2 separate regions of the Homo sapiens genome follow, and region 2 is linked to region 1. A link is an interaction called in ENCODE POLR2A ChIA-PET data of the cell type or tissue named here. Cell type or tissue: PC-9. All regions are shown on one strand. Each heading gives the region's core, and the rest is flanking DNA. Links, peaks and the distances in the headings are about the cores only.

Evidence for each region. ChIA-PET counts read pairs that join two places held together with the same protein. Peaks named below come from ENCODE experiments on the same cell type or tissue, not always from the same donor. Only the 100,000 strongest peaks of a DNase experiment are listed, where the experiment ranks them.
Region 2: POLR2A ChIA-PET joins it to region 1 with 10 read pairs; 1 of 35 experiments calls an interaction of 5 or more read pairs at or near these places.

The regions. Positions count from the first base shown.
Region 1 is chr1:204,705,586-204,710,952 of GRCh38, reverse strand. It overlaps LOC105371693 (a long non-coding RNA gene), which reads left to right. Exons shown (of 2, transcript XR_922454.3): 2 at 1,444-2,074. It also overlaps the pseudogene RNA5SP75. Among named protein-coding and RNA genes, the nearest start is that of LRRN2, 23 kb to the right of the region's middle. RefSeq lists enhancers at 1-54, 55-1,024, 1,025-1,994. In PC-9, for the core only: no CTCF peak of the experiment used is centred there; a DNase peak (open chromatin) is centred at 2,292; H3K27ac peaks cover 584 bases.
Region 2 is chr1:205,298,945-205,304,311 of GRCh38, reverse strand. NUAK2 (NUAK family kinase 2) reads left to right here. Exons shown (of 7, transcript NM_030952.3): 7 at 1-2,249. The coding sequence ends at 862. Among named protein-coding and RNA genes, the nearest start is that of NUAK2, 20 kb to the left of the region's middle. RefSeq lists enhancers at 1-289, 1,143-1,994, 1,995-2,847, 2,637-2,931, 2,848-3,699. In PC-9, for the core only: no CTCF peak of the experiment used is centred there; DNase peaks (open chromatin) are centred at 2,801 and 3,001; H3K4me3 peaks cover 1,121 bases; H3K27ac peaks cover 2,851 bases.

The sequences.
Region 1 (5,367 bases), core at 261-5,260:
TCTTAGAGACAGTGATGGGCTCAGTGGGAGCAGGCCTTTTATATGCAAACGAACCCACCCAGAGCCAGATCTCAGTCTGGCCCTTTTACCCCGGGAAGCAATCTTCCTCTGCCCTACTCATCCCAGGGCCAGGTACCAGGCAACTGGAGACCACCCCTGTAGTTTAAAGCCTGTTGACATTATCCAAACTAGCCAATTCTAAAATGTTCACTCCGCCCTGCTTTGCCTTTCTTGTGGAAAACCCAGTGAAGAGTAGCTCTCTCCTCACTCCTGCCCATCCTGCCTCTAGGCCACTCTGACACTTTTCCACACAAAAGTGCACAGGACAGGAGGTCGGTGCTGGAGCCTGAGAATTGGGATTTCTATTAAATAACAAGTTCCCTTGTGATGCTAATACTGCTGGTCTGGGGACCCTACTGTGAGAACTATTGGAATAGAGGAGTCAAAGGTAGCCGGGAAGATGTAGACACATTTGCATAGGGCGCCCAGGGAGCCCCTTGAAAGGAAAAGGATCAGGACGCTGATCTCTTATTTGCTCTAATTCAGCAGGTCCTGATGGACTGAGATGGTAATGACCTCAGACATCACCGGTGAGAATAGACAAAAGGGGCCCCAGGGGAGAATTCATCCTGAGGGCAACTGCAGACAGGGCTAAGCAAAGTGTGGCCCCTGGACCAGCAGCATCAACATCCTGTGGGAGTTGTTAGAAATGCAGATTATTAGGCCCCATCCAAGACCTACCGAATCAGAATGTCTGAGAGTGTGGGCCCCAGATCTGTGCTTGAAGAAGCTCTCTGGGTGATTCTCACACACAGTGAAATTTAGGAAGCGCCAGTATAGCCCAATCAGCTGCCTTCACACTGGAGCCTGCATTACCTTGATGGCAAAGTGGCCGGTTCTGGCACAGAGTGTGGCACAGAGTGTGGCTAGTGTGGCAGTGGCTAGAAACTCTCCCAGACCCAGCTACTTAGCTGGTGACCTGTGGGGACAGTAGCAAAACAGGTGAGTAAAAGCTCATTTGCACTGTATCAGAAACCCCAGAAGTGGCATAGCCATGAGCAGGTCTGCGCAGGCGTCTGATTGGCAAAGGCATAAAGGCCGCCATGGGGAAGCCCCTCTGGATTGTGTGAGACCAATGCAGAGCCATCATTCAGGAGGCAGTGATAGAAGCAGGGACTGGGCCGGCTCTGCAGTGATCTTTTTACTGGCCCATCACACTACACAAGCCCTAGGGCTTTTCCATCCATTGTCAGGGGCAAGCGCTGGGGAGGAAGAGAGGGTACTAAGAGATACTAGACTTTCTGCTTAGTTGGAAATGTGCTTGCTTAAAGGACTGATTTAAGTATTCAAAGATCTGTGACCTTCTTTGTATCCTCAGCTGATGAAATACATCGCTCCATTTATATTTCTGTAAATTTCATATTTTATTTGTGCTTCTAACAGAGAGAGTTGGTTAGTGGGACTTGCAGCGGAGAATTCTGACTCATGGTAGCCCGAAGATGAAGGCTAAGGAAGGAGGTCATTTGAAGCATATTGCATGGCCCAGGATCTTTAGTCTGCCCTGAAGGACTGTGGATTCCAAACAGCAGAAGATGGTTCCACTAAAGACTGCTTCAAGGGAGGGTCTGGGAGAGGAGTGAATGGGAAGATGCCCCTAAACACCTGGAGGTGATTCAGCCTCACCCTCCCCCAACATCTGGCACCTACCTCCCCTTCCCAAGCACCTCACACCTCTGCTGAGGCGGTTCCCTTGGTCTGGAATGCCACTCTCCACTCTGCCCAGATGACGAACACCTGTGCCTCTTTCAGGACTTGGCTTGGGATCTTTTCTCGGAAGATTTTCCAGACCTGTCCTGAGATAGTGTTTCCATTTCTCCCCATGCTCCCACTGGACCCTCTATGTATTTCCATCATAGCACATATACCTTCTGCTCCAGGATTGCAAATTCCCCAAGGCAAAGATGGCCTTGTCTTTCTTTTTAGACTCAGTACCTGGAATGGCAAATGAGATAGATACTACCCAGGTAGAGCTTATGATCAGGTGGGATTTTTATAAAGATATCTGAATAAGGAATTAAGCCTTCAGTGAGGAGCTTTAAATGCATGATATTTTACCAATTACACTACCAGGACTTTAGCACCTAATCTGCTTTAGAGTCACTCCTGCCTAGGGGAGCTCCCAATCTAATGAGGTAAACCCCATTCCCGCCCCTAGAGAGTTCCAGTCTGAGAGAGGTTGACACAGCCCTTGCCCTCAGCAAATTCCCAGAGTGATGCGTAAACATGAAGTATTAGTCATGACACTGTTTCCTGCCAGGTATTAGTTTCTTTTCATGCAGTGAGAAATGTGGCCCCTGAAATTCCAAGCCTAAATTGTCCTGCAGCTCACAGGCCAGAGACAGAGCTTTTTTTTTTTTTTTGAGATGGAGTCTTGCTGTGTCACCCAGGCTGGAGTGCAGTGGCACAATCTCGGCTCACTGCAAGCTCCGCCTCCCGGGTTCACGTCATTCTCGTGCCTCAGCCTCCCGAGTAGCTGGGACTACAGGCGCCCGCCACCACGCCTGGCTAATTTTTTGTATTTTTTAGTATAGACGGGGTTTCACCATGTTAGCCAGGATGGTCTCGATCTCCTGACCCCGTGATCCACCCATATCGGCCTCCCAAAGTACTGGGATTACAGGTGTGAGCCACCACGCCTGGCCAGAGAAAGAGCTTATATCCTAGCATCAAATCTCAGAGAAGGCACTGTCTGGCTTTGCGTGGGCCGGGTACCCATCCCTGTGAGCAGGTGGGGCTGAGTGGAAGAAAGGAGGCCAGGCTGGCTGGCCCTGCCAATCTGCACAGAATGGGTTTGCCATGGGACAGAGGTCTGGTACTGGGGAGGGGATTTGGAGGGGAGCACAGCAAGTTGTGCTTGACTGACAAAACTACTGCCCTGGGCTGCTGAGGAGGCTGGACACATAAACGCAGCGCAGAATGTAGACGGGGGCACGTACCACAGAAGCAAGCGCAGATCGATATTCCAGAGTGCACTTAAAAGCTGAGAGGAGTCCTGGTGTTTGAGGTCAGGTGGAGTTAAACAGGCAAAGCTCACAGTGCGAGAAGAATCTTGACCAGGAATTGCAAGAAAGAGTGCAACAAGTTTTGAGGTAGAAGAGGCTTGCCCTTGCAGATGCCTGGGGACAAGGATGGGGTTTGCTGAAGGAATACCCTGAGGAAGAAGAGTGCAATTTCTCAGAGGATGCTGGAAACCCCAGGCCCCACCCGTCCCACACACCTAGCCCAAGGCCCTTACCCCTCTGCTCCCAGTTACAGCATAGGATGCTTGCCCACCCACAGTGGTGGGGACCAGCTCTTGGGAACCTGCAGTCTTAGAAGAAAAACCTGCATAGCTTTACTCCTTCCAGAGGGAGAAACAGGGATGGGGGAGGGGGGGTTAAGTCCTATGGAAATTAGCAATAGTGCAGCGGGGACAGGAAGGAATTGAGAATTGAACGGGGGAGAGGGAGAGAGAGAGAGAGACACTAGAGCCATACCCCCCGGAACACACCTGACTTCCTTTGATCTGGGAAGCTAAGCAGGCCTGGGCCTGGTTAGTGCTTGAATGGGGGAGAGAGACAGAGGTTTTAGCCTGTGAAAGGAGCAGAGTATGGAATGGAGAAGAAAACAGGGGCAGCCCTCACTGTTGTCATGGCAACACAGACACATCCAACTGTGCCCATAAACTCCACTGTGTGTGAGTCTTTTCCTAAGCCAAAGCCCCAGGACAGAAAGGAACAAAGAGAGCCCCAGGTGGGGGGCTCACCCCCAGAGACCCTGCACCTTTCCTGGCTGGGCACTGCCAGGGGCAGGAGTAGGGGATTCCTTTCAGAGGTCGCCTCTCCCTTGGAGCAGACGGAGGAACGCTTCCCATGCCAAGTCTTTTGCTACAGAAAGGAATATAATGGTAGACACGTGGTTTGTGCATGAGGCATGGTTGGGGCCCTGGGGTCGGGGGAGAGATCTCCCATCAGGTGGGCACAGAGGGTGGCACAGCCCTGCTCACACATCCCCATGAAGCCCAGGAGCTCGCCACCAGGACCGTGCCACCAGGCGAGGCACAGCCTTGCTTCCTTCTCCCCAGGTTGGGGTGTGCTGGGCTCCAGATGGATTTTAGGAAGGCAGATTCCTCAGTTAGCTGGAGGAGGAGTCTCTGCCAAGCACCCGCAAAGCTGAGCTTCCCCCACCCTCCTCTTCTTATCTCTCTCCCTTTTCATTTTCTTGCCCCCACTTCCTCTGCTTATCTTCTTTCCGCTCTCGTTTTCTTTTCTACTCGCCTCGCCTCTTTCCCCGCTCACCCTGTCCTCCTTCCTCTTCCTCTTCCCCTCTCCGCTGTCTGTCTGTCTCTAGTTCCCTTGGTCTCTCTCCTCTATCCCCACCTGCCTTCTCTCTATTTAAATGGATACTGAAGCCAGAGGAGTAGGTGGAAAAATACTGCACTGGGGACAGCAGGGAGGAATGTTTTGGCGTTAGGCCTTTTCCTTCCTGCCACAGTAGAACCAGAGCAGAGATCCTGAGAGCCATTACCACTCACCCACGCACCCCCTGCACTCACAGCCAACACCCCAGCCAACACCGCCTCTGTCAGGTAGCAGGAGGCAAGAAGTCAGGGAAGGAGACAACAGTCACACCCCAGCCCCCTCTTGTGTACCCTGCAGCCAATTTTGATTCCAAACCCAAGAGGAAAGTGGAACTTTCCTAAGTTTGCTTCATCTTGGGGTGAAGCCTCATGGAAACTCTAGGTATTCTGCCATTTGTAATTTGTCCAAAGCCAAAGTTGACTCATCACCCCCCTGCTCCACAACTGAATTGTGTACTGATCACCATGGTGGGAGGAGGGCTGGGTCCCTGCTCCTGGGGAGTCGCAGAGTGGCTGGAACACCTGCCCCAGGCCTGTGTGCTTGATGGCCCCAGAGCTGGGGCTGGGAGGACAGAGGTGGGTCTGAACATCTGGAGCTGAACAGGTTTGTTTAGAAGAATTTTCAGAACTGAAACCAAAGCTCAGAAATGAGGACAATCTTTTAACTCCTATTCTGCTAATATGGAGCTACTTCTTATGTTGTAAACCCACCCGGTGAGATGGAGCCTATTCCTAGAGGTCCATAAACACATTTCCTGAAGCTCAGGACCCTCCCTTGGGGGAGCAGTTACCCACCAAGGAGCCACTCTACTGCGGACAGCTATAGTAGGAATAAGCTATAGCCAAAGGGAGCCCCAGGATGTCAGCCTAGTGCCCCAAAGGGAACTCTTGACCCAAGAAACTCCTTCAAATGCATGCAGATTGACATTCAGTCACCTGAACGTCTCCTGGGTCCGGGTGCAGGCTGA
Region 2 (5,367 bases), core at 220-5,219, 590 kb before region 1:
CCTCCTGGAGAATGGGGCCAAGGTGTGCAGCTTCTTCAAGCAGCATGCACCTGGTGGGGGAAGCACCACCCCTGGCCTGGAGCGCCAGCATTCGCTCAAGAAGTCCCGCAAGGAGAATGACATGGCCCAGTCTCTCCACAGTGACACGGCTGATGACACTGCCCATCGCCCTGGCAAGAGCAACCTCAAGCTGCCAAAGGGCATTCTCAAGAAGAAGGTGTCAGCCTCTGCAGAAGGGGTACAGGAGGACCCTCCGGAGCTCAGCCCAATCCCTGCGAGCCCAGGGCAGGCTGCCCCCCTGCTCCCCAAGAAGGGCATTCTCAAGAAGCCCCGACAGCGCGAGTCTGGCTACTACTCCTCTCCCGAGCCCAGTGAATCTGGGGAGCTCTTGGACGCAGGCGACGTGTTTGTGAGTGGGGATCCCAAGGAGCAGAAGCCTCCGCAAGCTTCAGGGCTGCTCCTCCATCGCAAAGGCATCCTCAAACTCAATGGCAAGTTCTCCCAGACAGCCTTGGAGCTCGCGGCCCCCACCACCTTCGGCTCCCTGGATGAACTCGCCCCACCTCGCCCCCTGGCCCGGGCCAGCCGACCCTCAGGGGCTGTGAGCGAGGACAGCATCCTGTCCTCTGAGTCCTTTGACCAGCTGGACTTGCCTGAACGGCTCCCAGAGCCCCCACTGCGGGGCTGTGTGTCTGTGGACAACCTCACGGGGCTTGAGGAGCCCCCCTCAGAGGGCCCTGGAAGCTGCCTGAGGCGCTGGCGGCAGGATCCTTTGGGGGACAGCTGCTTTTCCCTGACAGACTGCCAGGAGGTGACAGCGACCTACCGACAGGCACTGAGGGTCTGCTCAAAGCTCACCTGAGTGGAGTAGGCATTGCCCCAGCCCGGTCAGGCTCTCAGATGCAGCTGGTTGCACCCCGAGGGGAGATGCCTTCTCCCCCACCTCCCAGGACCTGCATCCCAGCTCAGAAGGCTGAGAGGGTTTGCAGTGGAGCCCTGAGCAGGGCTGGATATGGGAAGTAGGCAAATGAAATGCGCCAAGGGTTCAGTGTCTGTCTTCAGCCCTGCTGAACGAAGAGGATACTAAAGAGAGGGGAACGGGAATGCCCGCGACAGAGTCCACATTGCCTGTTTCTTGTGTACATGGGGGGGCCACAGAGACCTGGAAAGAGAACTCTCCCAGGGCCCATCTCCTGCATCCCATGAATACTCTGTACACATGGTGCCTTCTAAGGACAGCTCCTTCCCTACTCATTCCCTGCCCAAGTGGGGCCAGACCTCTTTACACACACATTCCCGTTCCTACCAACCACCAGAACTGGATGGTGGCACCCCTAATGTGCATGAGGCATCCTGGGAATGGTCTGGAGTAACGCTTCGTTATTTTTATTTTTATTTTTATTTATTTATTTATTTTTTTGAGACGGAGTTTCGCTCTTGGTGCCCAGGCTAGAGTGCAATGGCGCGATCTCAGCTCACCTCAACCTCCGCCTCCCGGGTTCAAGCGATTCTCCTGCCTCAGCCTCCCTAGTAGCTGGGATTACAGGCGCCCGCCACCATGCCCGGCTAATTTTGTATTTTTAGTAGAGACAGGGTTTCTCCATGTTGGTCAGGCTGGTCTCAAACTCCCGACCTCAGGTGATCCACCCACCTCGGCCTCCCAAAGTGCTGGGATTACAGGCGTGAGCCACCGCGCCCCACCTAACCCTTCCTTATTTAGCCTAGGAGTAAGAGAACACAATCTCTGTTTCTTCAATGGTTCTCTTCCCTTTTCCATCCTCCAAACCTGGCCTGAGCCTCCTGAAGTTGCTGCTGTGAATCTGAAAGACTTGAAAAGCCTCCGCCTGCTGTGTGGACTTCATCTCAAGGGGCCCAGCCTCCTCTGGACTCCACCTTGGACCTCAGTGACTCAGAACTTCTGCCTCTAAGCTGCTCTAAAGTCCAGACTATGGATGTGTTCTCTAGGCCTTCAGGACTCTAGAATGTCCATATTTATTTTTATGTTCTTGGCTTTGTGTTTTAGGAAAAGTGAATCTTGCTGTTTTCAATAATGTGAATGCTATGTTCTGGGAAAATCCACTATGACATCTAAGTTTTGTGTACAGAGAGATATTTTTGCAACTATTTCCACCTCCTCCCACAACCCCCCACACTCCACTCCACACTCTTGAGTCTCTTTACCTAATGGTCTCTACCTAATGGACCTCCGTGGCCAAAAAGTACCATTAAAACCAGAAAGGTGATTGGAAGCAGGCCCTGCTGTTCTCTTTGGTGACTGAGGTGGGGAGGGATGGTGCTGAGCAGGTTTTTGAGCCTTCTCCTAATACTCGTTCCCCTAGGCTGCCAGGGATGGGAAATAGAAAAACTGCCGAATCAAAACAAACGTGAGCTCAGTAGCTCTGGCCTGACCCTATTAAGCACACAGGTGGGAAGGCCCTGGGCCCAGGGTCCCAGTTGCTCTTCCGGCCTTTGGCACTAAAGTAGAAGTGGATTTGGCAGATTATCCCACCCTGCCCCCACCACCTGCCTCCTTCTCCTCCCACCCCTGCTCCTGTCTGCTTGAGCCCTGCTCCTGCTGCGTAAAGACACCCCCACAGCCTTTATTCTCTCCCTCCTAAGAAATCCCCTTTACTCTGGTGCTGGGCAGCTTTTCCCCCCTCCGTCCTCACTGCCTGACTCCCAGAGAAAGCAAAGAATGCCTGGAATGTCCACCCCCACCGTACGCCAACTCCCTCAGCCCCCTGCAGAGCATTCCCCACACGCCTGCTCCATTGAGAAACTCCCAGGCTCCGAGGGCTGGGGATGAAAGGGAGGATGAGGACAAAGTGCCGGCCAGCAGCCGGCTGGCTCTGGCTTCAGGCAGCCTCCCTCCCCCACCCCGACCCACTCTGGTAGTCACAGGAGGCCTCCAAACGTCCCCAGCTCTGGCTCTGGCCCCACAACACACCTGTCCTGCCGGCTGTCGGTGCCTGCCCAGTGGAGCGCGTTGGACCTCCCCTCCCACACCTGGAGAGCTGAGCTGGCAAAGTCACTAGTCTGCAAAGGAGATGGGGAGGGCAAGGCAACTATGAGGTCAAGATGGGAGAGCAAACAAGACATTGCTTAGGCGACACTGGAGTACTTAGGTCTTAAGTCTCTGAGGTCCTACTCAGTGCTGGAACTCTGGGCTAGACTCTGGGTAAACATGGAAAAAATCCAGGGGGTGGGTTTATCTCCAGAAGCTTAGAGTTCAGCTGTGGGGGTAGCAGTGCTCCTTTATTCATTCCTCTCATGAATCAAGCCCTTTTGTGTGCTAAGCTTAGTAGAAGACAGAGGTAATTGCTGTATCCCTGGTGCAAAAAAAAAAAAAAAAAAAACAGAGATCTTAGCCTCAAGGAGGTTACAGGCTGTGGGTAAGGTAGCATGCAATTCAGTGAGAAATTGTTATTGGTTCAGATCATGTTGAAAGGGAGTTTGGGGACGGCGCGGTGGCTCATGCCTGTAATCCCAGAACTTTGGGAGGCAGAGGTGGGCGGATCACAAGGTCAGGAGATCGAGACCATCACGGCTAACACGGTGAAACCCCGTCTTTACTAAAAATATAAAAAATTAGCCGGGCGCGGGGGCGGGCGCCTGTAGTCCCAGCTACTCAGGAGGCTGAGGCAGGAGAATGGCGTGAACCCAGGAGGCGGAGCTTGCAGTGAGCAGAGATCGCACCACTGCACTCCAGCCTGGTCTCAAAAAAAAAAAAAAAGAAGAAAAAGGGAGTTTGGATGATGGAAAGAATTGCATCTTCGGAGATAATAATAGGGGCTACCATTCACTAAGTGCTTATGGGTCAAGCCCTTTAGGTGTGTTACCTCATGTAATGCTCACGATAGTCTTGTTAGTTCAGTACTATTTCTATCATTCTCATTTTATAAAAGAAATGGAGACTCAAAAACATTAAGTAGGCCAGGCGCAGTGGCTCACATCTGTAATCCCAGCACTTTGGGAGGTCGAGGCAGAAGCATCACTTGTCAGGAGCTCGAGACCAGCCTGGCCAACATGGTGAAATCCTGACTTTACTAAAAATACAAAAAATTAGCCGGTCATGGTGGCGCACTCCTCTAGGCCCAGCTACTCGGGAGGCTGAGGCAGGAAAATCCCTTGAACCTGGGAGGCGATAGTTGCAGTGAGCTGAGATTGTGCCACTGCACTCCAGCCTGGGCAACAGAACAAGACTCTGTCTCAAAAAAAAGGAACTTGATAGCAAATGGAGAAATCAGACCTCAAACCCAGGTTTGGCATCCCACAGACTCACTTGAATGGCATGGTGTTTGGAGAATTGGATAAAAGAATGTAAGTGAAGGAACTATAAATTTATATGCCAGGTTTATTTATAAATATTTATTATATGAGCATCCATTATATGCCAGGTTCTTTTGCAGGCACAAGGAATATGCCAATTTCCCAAGTGCCCTTTCCTAGTCTCCACAAGCCCCAAGAGAAAGCTAAGAAAGAAGAGAGTGAGGCCAGGCGTGGTGGCTCATGCCTGTAATCCCAGCACTTTGGGAGGCCAAGGTGGATGGATCACCTGAGGTCAGGAGTTCGAGACCAGCCTGGCCAACATGGTGAAACCTCGTCTCTACTAAAAATACAAAAAAAATTAGCCAGGCATGGTGGAGCATGTTTGTAGTCCCAGCTGCTTGGGAGCCTGAGGCAGGAGAATTGCTTGAACCCGGGAGGCAGAGGTTGCAGTGAGCCTAGACTGCGCCACTGCACTCCAGCCTGGGTGACAGCAAGACTCAGTCTCAAAAAAAAAAAAAAAAAAAAAAAGAGAGAGAGAGAGAGAGTGAGTGGGAGAAGCAGAAGAGTGTTTTTTTGTTTGTTTGTTTTTTTGAGACAGAGTCTCGCTCTGTCACCCAGGCTGGAGTGCAGTGGTGTGATCTCGGCTCACTGCAAGCTCCGCCTCCCGGGCTCACGCAATTCTCCTGCCTCAGCCTCCCAAGTAGCTGGGACTACAGGCGCCCACCACCACGCCCGGCTAATTTTTTGTATTTTTAGTAGAGACGGGGTTTCACCATGTTAGCCAGGATGATCTCGATATCCTGACCTCATGATCCGCCTGCCTCTGCCTCCCAAAGTGCTGGGATTACAGGCATGAGCCACTGCGCCCGGCGAGAAGCTGAAGGGTGAGGGACAGGACTAGAATTGGAGGGGATGGAGGAGAGGAGGACACAGTGGAGGGAAAGCCTGTACCTAAGGGACGCGCAGGGTGTGGAATGGGGAGGGAGGGAGAGGACACAGCCCTTTCCATCAGTGCTATCTCAGCAGGGGCTGGGGGAGGTGGACTTTCAGGAAAGGAGAGTCCTAACATCTGTGTCCTAACATAACCATTCGGTCCTA